Regions from separate parts of the Mus musculus genome. Here region 1 is linked to region 2. The links are chromatin loops, found by intact Hi-C in ENCODE. Cell type or tissue: heart. All regions are shown on one strand.

The links. A loop is a pair of places that touch in the nucleus more often than their neighbours do. Peaks named below come from ENCODE experiments on the same cell type or tissue, not always from the same donor. Only the 100,000 strongest peaks of a DNase experiment are listed, where the experiment ranks them.
Region 1: a loop joins it to region 2, with 1.8 times the contacts of the local background. A loop is called at or near these places in 1 of 42 quality-filtered maps.

The regions. Positions count from the first base shown.
Region 1 is chr2:71,621,310-71,626,309 of GRCm38, forward strand. No RefSeq gene overlaps it. Among named protein-coding and RNA genes, the nearest start is that of Gm36909, 32 kb to the right of the region's middle. In heart, no CTCF peak of the experiment used is centred here; a DNase peak (open chromatin) is centred at 2,042; H3K27ac peaks cover 713 bases; H3K27me3 peaks cover 163 bases.
Region 2 is chr2:71,749,331-71,754,330 of GRCm38, forward strand. Gm17250 (a long non-coding RNA gene) reads right to left here and starts at 1,175. Exons shown (of 5, transcript XR_866415.1): 1 at 681-1,175. In heart, no CTCF peak of the experiment used is centred here; DNase peaks (open chromatin) are centred at 2,131 and 2,651; H3K27ac peaks cover 1,545 bases.

The DNA.
Region 1 (5,000 bases), 130 kb before region 2:
GCTCACGGTTCTAAGGTTCACAGTCAAAGCATCGCGACTAATGATGGGTGCATTGCTCGCAGATCCCAAGTCATGGACCAGAATCTCACAGAATCAGTCGTGTGTGTGTGTGTGTGTGTGTGTGTGTGTGTGTGTGTGTGTGTGAAAGAGAGAGAGAGAGAGCAAGCTGCAGGCTTCACTCATAGAAGTTTATTCTCAGTGATGTTCTTCATTCATTCATATTCATTCTAAATATCTTCCAAAGATCCCTCTTCTCCACCAACTCTAACCACTACTGCTGGATCAACCTGTAAAGTCTACCCCGCATAGAGGTCATTCCATTTCAACACACAAAGTCTTGAGAAACACATTCACGTCAGAGGGAGGATACACTAGTGGAGGATGGACATTCTTTAGAGTCTCCCAGCAGCAGATGGCACTGGCTTAGCACTTAGTTGGTCCAACACACTGATTTAGTGGTGTCTCAGATTGGTTCTTTCAGTGGCTGCCAGTTGTGTGTGTGTGTGTGTGTGTGTATGTAACATGTTTTTTTCCCATGCTTAAATGGAAAGTTTCCTTCATTTGGCAAAGGACTTGACGAGAACGAACTCTATCAAGACAGGATTTTATTAGTGTTGGCCTTCCAACACTCACATCATGCATACCTTCTACAGACTGTTGGAAATGGCAAGGTAATAATAGCTTTGACTTTACAGTGCTTTTCCTAATTCTCAGCATGGTCTCGGTTTTTTGTGGGAGGCCAGAGGCCAGTGTCATCTAAAGCGAGGAGAAAGGCACGCAAGGCCGTGCCAATGAGTAGACAAACGTGGTGTGATCGCAGGTTTGATCCTGGAGTCAGCGTGCTTAGATCCTGCTCTTCAGGTGGGCATTCCTCAGTTTTCCGATCTGACCTGGTGGGGTGGCTCAGGAGCGAGCAGTACACTGTGTGTAAGCTGTTTAGCACAGTGCCTGGTGTCAGCAGGCTCTCGATCATTGGCCATCATTGCAACTATGAAATGTGGAAGACTGACTCATGTCACTTCCAAGAATGGAGCTTTTCTTCTGTAATGGACAAACAATAGGTATTTCGTACCTGTTGCTTACAGTATTCAATTCGAAAACATTAATTGGCATACTATTAGATACACGTGAAACATCTTTCTGGGCATTCTGTATTTGGCTTCCTTTTGTGAGGGAAGGAAGGCTTTCTCTGTGAGAATCACTGGTCCTGGGTATAGCTGAGAGCTACAGCAATTGCGCTCGGGGTTATCCAAGGTGCCAAACCCCTTCTCTGATCCCTAGAGCTCAGACTGGCTAAACCAGGTGATTACAAAACTGGAGGAGGGGGCCCACCTCGAATGTGTGGGGTAGACTGGGGCTTTCGACTTGTCTACAGGAAGCTGGAGTCAGACTGCTGGGCTAAGTTCTTAGAAACGTGGGTTTGGCTCTCTGTGCGTGTTCGAATGTGTGTGTGTGTTACATTGATAACTTAGAGCTGGGAGCCAGGTAGGAGAGGTCACAGAGTTTGGCTTCAGAAATGCCTGAGGAACTTGCTGGCTAAGGTTATTGCTTTTCTGGTCAGAACAGTGGAACCAACTCCCACAGAAGGGGAAATGAGAACGGTGACATTTGCTTCTCTGTAGAGCAGGGAAGGAGGAAAAGAACTCAGTGCCAGGAGAGCCCACTGGCTGCTCTCTCAGATTCTCATTTTGAAATGGCATCTGGACTTCAAAACATGCTCACACTTGAAAAATGAACGCATTGGCCAGGGCTGGTGTTTACCAGTGTGAACTTGTTCCTGCATCCAGTTGGTTGTTTTTTGGTGTTTTTTTTTTTTTTTTTTTTTTTGGTGAGGCTATGTAACTGCCATTCCCCCCACCCCCCTCCACCCCCAACCCTGGTCTCTCAAATGAGGGAGATCCTTAGTTTCTTTGTTAAAAATAGATGTCAGGGTGGGTGGGAGCAGGAAGGAGTTTCCTGCCTCAGGCAGAGGAGGATATGACAGGGCACAGACTGTGAATTGCAGCTGAGACTTGAAGGGCTGCAGCCGCTGAGACCAGTGCAGCTTGGATACACCAGTTGTTGTTAGTTCACTTCCGGGTCATGGCTGTCCAGCTCTAGCCTGTCCTGGGGGGACATTCCCATCAGGTTCCAATAGGTTGTGACCAGAAGCAGCTTGGGGATGAGAGGGATTTGTTCAGTTTACATCTCTGGGATCAGTCCATGGAGGGAGTCAGAGCAGGAACCTAGAGGCAGGAACTGAAGCAGAAGCCGTGGAGGAGTGATGTTTACTGATTTGGTCCTTCTGGCTTTCTTTTTTCTTTTTCTTTTCCTTTCTTAGATATTTTCTTTATTTACATTTCAAATGTTATCCCCTTTCCTAGTCTCCCCTCCGAAAATCCCCTACCCCTTCCCCCCTCCCCCTGCAAAGATTTATTTATTTACTTATTTACTTACTTGTTTGCTTATTTATTTATTGTATATGAGTACCCTATCGCTGTCTTCAGACCCACCAGAAGAGGGCATCTGATCCCATTCCAGATGGTTTGAGCCACAATGTGGTTGCTGGGAATTGAACTCAGGACCTCTGGAAGAGCAGTCAGTGCTCTTAACCGCTGAGCCATCTCTCTAGCACCTTCTGGCTTTTTTAGCTTGCTTTTTAAATACAATTTAGGAACATCTGTACAGGGGTGATACTACTCACAGTGGGCTGGGCCCTCCCACATCAGTTAAAAAAAAAAAAAAAGCCCTATAGATCTGCCTACAGTCCAGAGTGGTGGAGATATTTTCTAAATATTGTGTCAAAAGATACATACAACAACAACAACAATCAAACAGCACAGAGCCTCTGGGTCTTACTTTGGAGCTGGCTTGGGTAAATTCAGTCATCACTCCTGTGAGTTTCTAACCTACACTATCTGGCTGGGTTTTTATGGGAGTGGTGCTACATTAGGGGTCCCAGGCAAAATATGAGACGTTGGCTATGAGTCTAAGTATGAGTCTAAGTGCCACATAAAGAAATGATATTTTAGCATAATTATTAGTAAATATTGCATGGGATGTGTTTTAAGAGTTGTTCCTTATCCAAAATTTGAATCTAGTTGGGGTATTGTTTTGTTTCGGCTAAATCTCACAATCCCTTATTCTATGGAGCTTTGGTGATCCCAGTTAGAATTAGGCTGCAAATGCTAGGATGCTCATGGGGCTAATTGTGAAAAGCGACACTTTGCAGTCAAATTGACTTGGCTTTAAAGCTTGCAGCCAGTACTTGCTGGTTATGGGACCACAGATCTGGGACTCTGTTTCTTTCTTTGTCTTTAAAATGGGGTTGAAAGTGGCACTACCTCCCAGGACTGTGCTGAAGGCAAATGAGAGAGGCGATTTGAGTCTTGTACAGAGAATGTTATTTGGCGCACACTGAATTAATGATGTTGCTTACTGTCTATCAACTGTTTACTCTGTGCCACCCACATGGCCAAGTGCATCCCTTCAACCTTGCCTTGTGCTAATGCAAATGGGGACATTTGACGCTCCTGGGCTTTCTCAGCACCCTGATCAGTGGCTGTGCACTAAGGTAGGGTAGGCACTTGATACTCTTTCTGGTTTCATACCTCCCTCTTAAAAACCTCTCAATGGTAACATTGTCTCAGAAAGTGCAGTGTGCTTTCTCTGCCAACCTAGCTCCAGCAAGATCCCTGGTCAGGTTGCAGCCCAGACCTCTGTATAATAACATTAGGAGCCACGGATGGACCAGATGTTGGAGCTCAGTGTTATCAACTGCTCCCTGTGGATGCCATCAAATTTTGTTTCTGTGGGAACACAGATAGAAGAACGGAGAGACACAGAAGCTATTCCAGAAGCTTCAGCATTTAGAAGAAAGGCTCTGTTAGCATGGCAATAGCTCTGCATCCAGTAGAATATGCTGATGTATGTATTACAATGAAGGAAAGAGAGGCGGAGGATAGGGCAGCTTTAATGAAACTAATGGGCTTTTAGAAAGGCAGTACTTGAAAGTTCCAATGACATTTTACAGGAATTGATTACACAGAAGGATGAGGGAGGAGAATTTGGGAGCTTGGTGCATAGAGGCAGAGGTCGCCTGGGTGGGAATTGGGACTCCAGGAGAGGGCAGAGCCAGTACAGAGTCCTCAGTCACATGGGGATTGTTCCTAGTCAAGGCAGCTGGAGCCAGCTTTGCCGCTGCCCCCAGAGAGTCAGCTGGCTGGTGGGATGGCTGACAGGGGTGTTGTGTGCTGAATTTCTTTCCAAGGAGGAGGAGGAGGAGATGCCAGCTCTTCTATACATCACCCTCTGCCACCTGCCAAGGAGGCGAGATACCGCTGTGGAGAAAACAGCTTTTACTTATTCCTTTGTATCAGGGCCTGAATGCAAGCCAGAAGCAGTGGGGTTTGGTTAATAAGCTAGCTGGAAATCATGCTAATGGGAGTGCCATTGCTGGGAGCCCTCCAGGCTGGGGAACGTGTGATTGAATGTTGGGGCTCTCAAGGAGTCGTTCCCCCCCCCCACCCCGTGTCCCTCCCCCATCCATTTTCCCAGCCATCCTAGTCCAGTCACATCAGCATGGCTGCAAGTGAGCAGCAACAGTGACAAGTGGGGGACAAGCAGAGGTCAGAATGGGAGTCACTGTGAGGTCTTTCTGTGCAAGCCATTACCACAGCCTCTCTAAAATGGTGGAAGGTGAAGGGCCTTAGGCTCTGAGAGAACAGAACAGTTACCAGTACCTGCACGCTCAGTATTTCCTGACAGTACTAGGTGGTGTTCCCTCAGAACAATGTCTTGTCAAGACATTGGCCAGAATAGATTCCATACATAAAGGGCCCATCATCTGCAGAAGGAATTCTTCCAGCCTGGGAGACATTGGGGTTTGACCTCGCCCACCCTCTGCGTGACCCTTGAATTATTGATCCTGGTTCTTTGCTCAGATCTGAGTTCCTTGCTGCTCCCATTATTCATGTCTCCTGGAGAACCTGTTACATTGTATGATGTACCTCAGACAGGCG
Region 2 (5,000 bases):
TGCAGCTCGATGATTTGAGAGCAGCGGCCAGCTACTCACTATCTGCCTGCCATTTTGTTACCAAAAAAAAAAAAAGCCTTTGCTCAAGACCATGAATACTAAAATCTGCTGAAGGAAGTGGTGGGAGCTGCATTACTTAAACTCTTTCAAAATCTCCTGAAAGAAGTACTTCAGCCAGCCCCACAGAGAATAGACTGGTTCTGACCCTCAGGGCATCCATACGATGACCTCAGAGCTTTTTTTCCCTGTGTCTGTTTTCTATGAAGGAGAAAGGCTGGAGCCGAACCAGTGAAACAAAGACGTAAGTTCATCCCCTCTCCCGCCCCAAACCCTTTAATCTTCAGTGGAGTCCCAATTCCAGATCATTTCCACCAGAGAAGTTTTAAAAGCATCCACATGTAATGTCACCGTAAAATATGATAAGATCACCCCCCCCTCCCCGCCGCCGCCTTTAAAGGCAGCACTCATTTCTTAGAGCTTTTCGAGTTTCCATTTCTTCTTCTGTAATTACTACCTATGTCATCAGGAATGGACTCTGAATAATTCTCCCAATTCTCTCTGGTGACTCAAAATGCCCTCCACCTTCCAGCGGTCAAACAGAGCGCAAGTTTCCTTGTAAGATGCCAGCAGCCCCTGTGATCAAGTGAGGGTTGTTTGCTCTTTGGGAACCAAATAATTACCTGTCAGCTTTTCAGGCAACGGGCAGAATCCAGAAAGGTAACAGCACAAGGATATGGGAATCTTTGCAGGACCGGTGGCTTTCCTTCCTTCCTTTTTCCATTTATCCTTTCTTTAGAAGGCAGATAAGGCGGCATTATTGATTGAGGAGTGTGCGCATTAGCTACCATGGCAACGCATGTTACTATTGGCACTGTCCAGGCCAATTAAGTTCGTTTCAGATTGCTGGTGTTCTTTCTTTGGTCTGAGAAAGCCACTCAAGTCAGAGACAGATAAGAATCTTCTGAGCACTAAGTCAGGCTTGGAATGTCCCTTCTGCTGACTTTCCGGAAAACCCTTACAGCGCGCTGTGCATCCTGGGCCTCAAACCGAGCCCTGCTCTGGGCAGGGATCGCTCGTGCTGCTGTGTGCCTCTGCACCTGCTCTGAATACTCTACAGTTAGATTCTTGGCCACCTTTGTTTGGTTCTTTGAGAAAAAAAAAAAAAATCTCCTTTTCCAGGCTTGTTTTTTAACCAGGTCTGCGGCCCCAGTTCTCTTAGCCCTTTAGTGCTAAAGCAGCTTGTCCGTGTGGTGTGATCTCTTCATTACTCATCCATTCCTGTTCCGTCCCACGTGTTCTTTGGTTCAGGGATATTGCCCTTAAGAAATTCATACTTCGTATTAATTTATTTGGAAAAGGACATGCATGGAGGTAGGAGGTAGGAGATAGTTTGTGGGAGCTCGTTCTTATTCCACCATATGTCTCCTGGGAATCAAACTCAGGCTTGACAGGAAAGCGCTTTTATGTCTTGAGCCATCTTGTCAGCCCTGGAAATGATATTTTAATAGATAAGGTAGACAAATTTTAAAAGGCTTTATATGTAAAGGTTTTATATATGGTTTATATATAAAGCTTTTTAAAGGATTTGTATAGGGGGCTTATAAAATTATAAAATTGACATGTGAAACCTTTACATAAAACATCCTATTACCTTTCCTCGGATGCAGATCTCTGGGTTTCCCCTCCTATGACAAATAGTAAAATTCCCCCAAGGATACGTGCATCTCCCCACCTGTGCTTCTTAGTTGGGGTAGGTGTACCACAGATGGGATCCGGCATTGCGTCCCTCTTCACCGTCTTCTCCTCAAAGCATCTGCTCTATTACGGTTGGTTCTGAGTAAGATTGTTTTTGAAGTGTTCCACAAATTATAAAGATGGTTGAAAGCTTATCCGGGTTTTCTGAGGTAAACAGTAACTACTATGCTTTATTTCTACGGAGCCGTGAAGGTGCTAGGGGGATGAGCATCTAATCCAGTCTTGCGGGTGTAGCATGGCTCTGGAAACTCATTCCATAAAAAGTGATTTCTGAATAAGTACAAAGTGGCATGGGGCAATTGTGTCCTCTAGGCAGAGGGCCAAGTGTGTGGAAAGCCCCTGAAGAGAGCAGAGAAAATCTAGTTTCTTCAGAGACCAGGCAAGGGTGCACAATGGAACGGGAGACGGAGGCTCTGATTGGCTCTGTGGATGGTCTCTCACAACCTACCCGGTCACGTGGTTATATGCCGTGGGAGGGTCGTTTGTGCGGAGTGGCCTATGGCTGGAGAGCTGAGCAGAATTGCATACTGCAAAAGTGAGCAGAGGTCACACTGGCCTTCCTGTCCCCTCAGTTTCTCATCCTTTGAGCACTGCTCTGGATCTGGGCGGTGCCTTACAAACCCTAAACTTCAAACCCAGGCCATGAGGCACTGTTGAACTTTAACCCTCATCACTTTCTCAGGACACAGTTCCCACAAGACCCAGCCTGAAAGACTGGAGGTGGCGTCGGGCTGACATCTGCTTTACAGCAATCGGCTGGTTCCCACCAGCTCTGCAGACTCCAAAGCCCCAGTGTTCCTGTACTAAGGACTGAACTTCCACCAGCATTGGAAATAGCAGAGCTTCCCTCCCATTAAGTGTCTTCGGCACCATGATGGTCACAGGGAAGGAAACCTGGGCCCCTTTCAGAACCAAATAACTCAGTCCAGGATCTTTAAGGAATTACCCCTCTCCCAGGGGAGAAGTCATCATGTCCTCTACTGCTTATTATGGTCTTCAAATTGTGGACTGTGACAAAGCAAGTTGGTGTACAGGAAACAACCGCTTCCCTTTTGCTTCAGAGGGCCTAAAAATGTTTGATCTTAGATAAGCCATAAATAATTACATAAACAATTACTCAGCCTTTGCCTTTTTTTCTCTCTCTCTTAATCCTATAATGGTACTTTAGCAATAGCATCAACAACAACACCTTTCCATTTTCACAGTGAATAAAAAAAAAATAGGAAGAAAACTTAAGTCCTCTAAGCCTTGCTTTTAAAAATCCCCTTTGATGTGGAGAAGACTGATGCAGATTCATGCCAGCTCCTAACTTGCTAGCTGTGCCTGAGCAGGCAACTGAGGACTCTCCTCTGACCATCTTCCAAGCCAAGCAATGGCCATCTTGGGGAGTGCTCCCTTGCTAAAGACCATCCAGCTGTACACACTAGCCCATAGGCACCAAGCAGGGCATGAAATTTTCTTCTTAGTATCCAGATACTCCCTACTGCTTATCAAGGCTGCACAAGTCTGGGCAGGCGCTGAGCTGGTAGAGACCAGGGATGATACCATCTATGTGGTTACAAAGAAGCCCTCATCCCTAGTAGATTCAACCTACTGGGGGAGGAAGGCCACACTCCTGTAAGTAGCCCCTTACCTAAGAAAGCCCAGTAAATTAATTGGTTCTCTAGAATAACGTTTGGCAGAATTGTGTCTCAGTTTATCTTTAGAACTTTGAAAGGGATAGATGTTGCTCTATGTCTCTCCTGTGGAAGGAATTTTAGTAACAAGGACAGAACTTTACCAACTATGAGAAGTCTTTGGATTAAAACATGATGTCCAACATGAGCAGTACCTCCAATTACTTCAAATATTCTTTTTAAAAAATATTTTAGGTTTATTTGTTCTATTTTATGTATATGAGTATTTTCCTTTGCCTGGATATATGAGCCTATATCCCTGAAGGCCAGAAGAGGATGTTGGATCCCTTGGGACTTGAGGAATTACAGACAGCTGTGAGCTGCCATGCTGATATTTGGAACTGAATCCAGGTCTTCTGCAAGAGCAATAAGTGTTCTTATCCACTGAGCCATCTCTCCAACCCCACACGCTGTACATCTTAAGTTGGCCATATTCTATGTGTTTTTTCTGTGGGGAGTAAGGACCAAAATCATGACCTGTCATTGTGAGGAATAATTATTTGCCATGTAAGTAGTGATAGCTTTTGACAGTGTTTGGGGAAAAGGGGCGAAGTGGAAACTCCTAGACTCCGTTGTGTCATGTGATGTTTTTCAGGAAGCTGTCTTGTGAAAGAGCAGATAGTGTTTTGCTGGAGCAGATGCTTGAGAGGACACATGTCCCCACAATGTCCCCACAAACGGAGGACACTCTTGCATTAGTTCACCTTGCAATGCTTTGCTGGTCTTTTCTGATCTTTGCTTGTTGTGACTTTATAGAGAAAAAAGCACCAGGCTTGTGCCAGTTTGGCAGAGCCTCACAGTTTCTTCTGGATCAAGACACTGCTATCGACTTATGTTTAAAATTGCCCCCAAAGAACTACTTCTAAACAGGTCCACATCCCCCATTTCCTGTTAACCTTTCTTCTCCCCTACCTTTGGTTGGTGGGCTAGAAGGGATATTGAAGCATTTAAGAACTCTTAGTTCTAATAAACTTCATGAAGTAGGTTTCGAAAAAAATAAGACTACAGGAGAGTCATTTTTTTCACGGAGAATAATAGAGATTACCATGAAAAGAAAGTTTCTGGATTAGAATAACCCAGTATAGTTGCTTTAATATTTAGTATCACTATTATATATCTTTGTAATATTCAGTTTTGTTTTGTTTTGTTTTTGTTTTTTGAGACAGGGTTTCTCTGTGTAGCGTTGGCTGTCCTGGGACTCACTCTATAGACCAGGCTGGCCTCAGAAATCCGCCTGCCTCTGCCTCCCAAGTGCTGGGACTAAAGGCGTGCACCACCATGCCCAGCTTATAATATTCATAGCCACAGAAATACACATTTGTAATTTGAATGTTATGATACTTTCAAATATGCTGTGGTAGTAAAGCTTATTTTACACATGTATCAAGGTATCAAGCTCAATTCTGGAGAGCCCCCATGAGCCTGTACCTTTTGTTCAGCTAGGCTTAGACGCCTCATAATAGTAAAGTCTACAGTATATGTCCTATTTCTGGGATGCTTTTGTGTTCATTCATTAATTACTCCTTCATCTGCTTACATTATTGAACACCTATAAGGGCTTAGCTATTG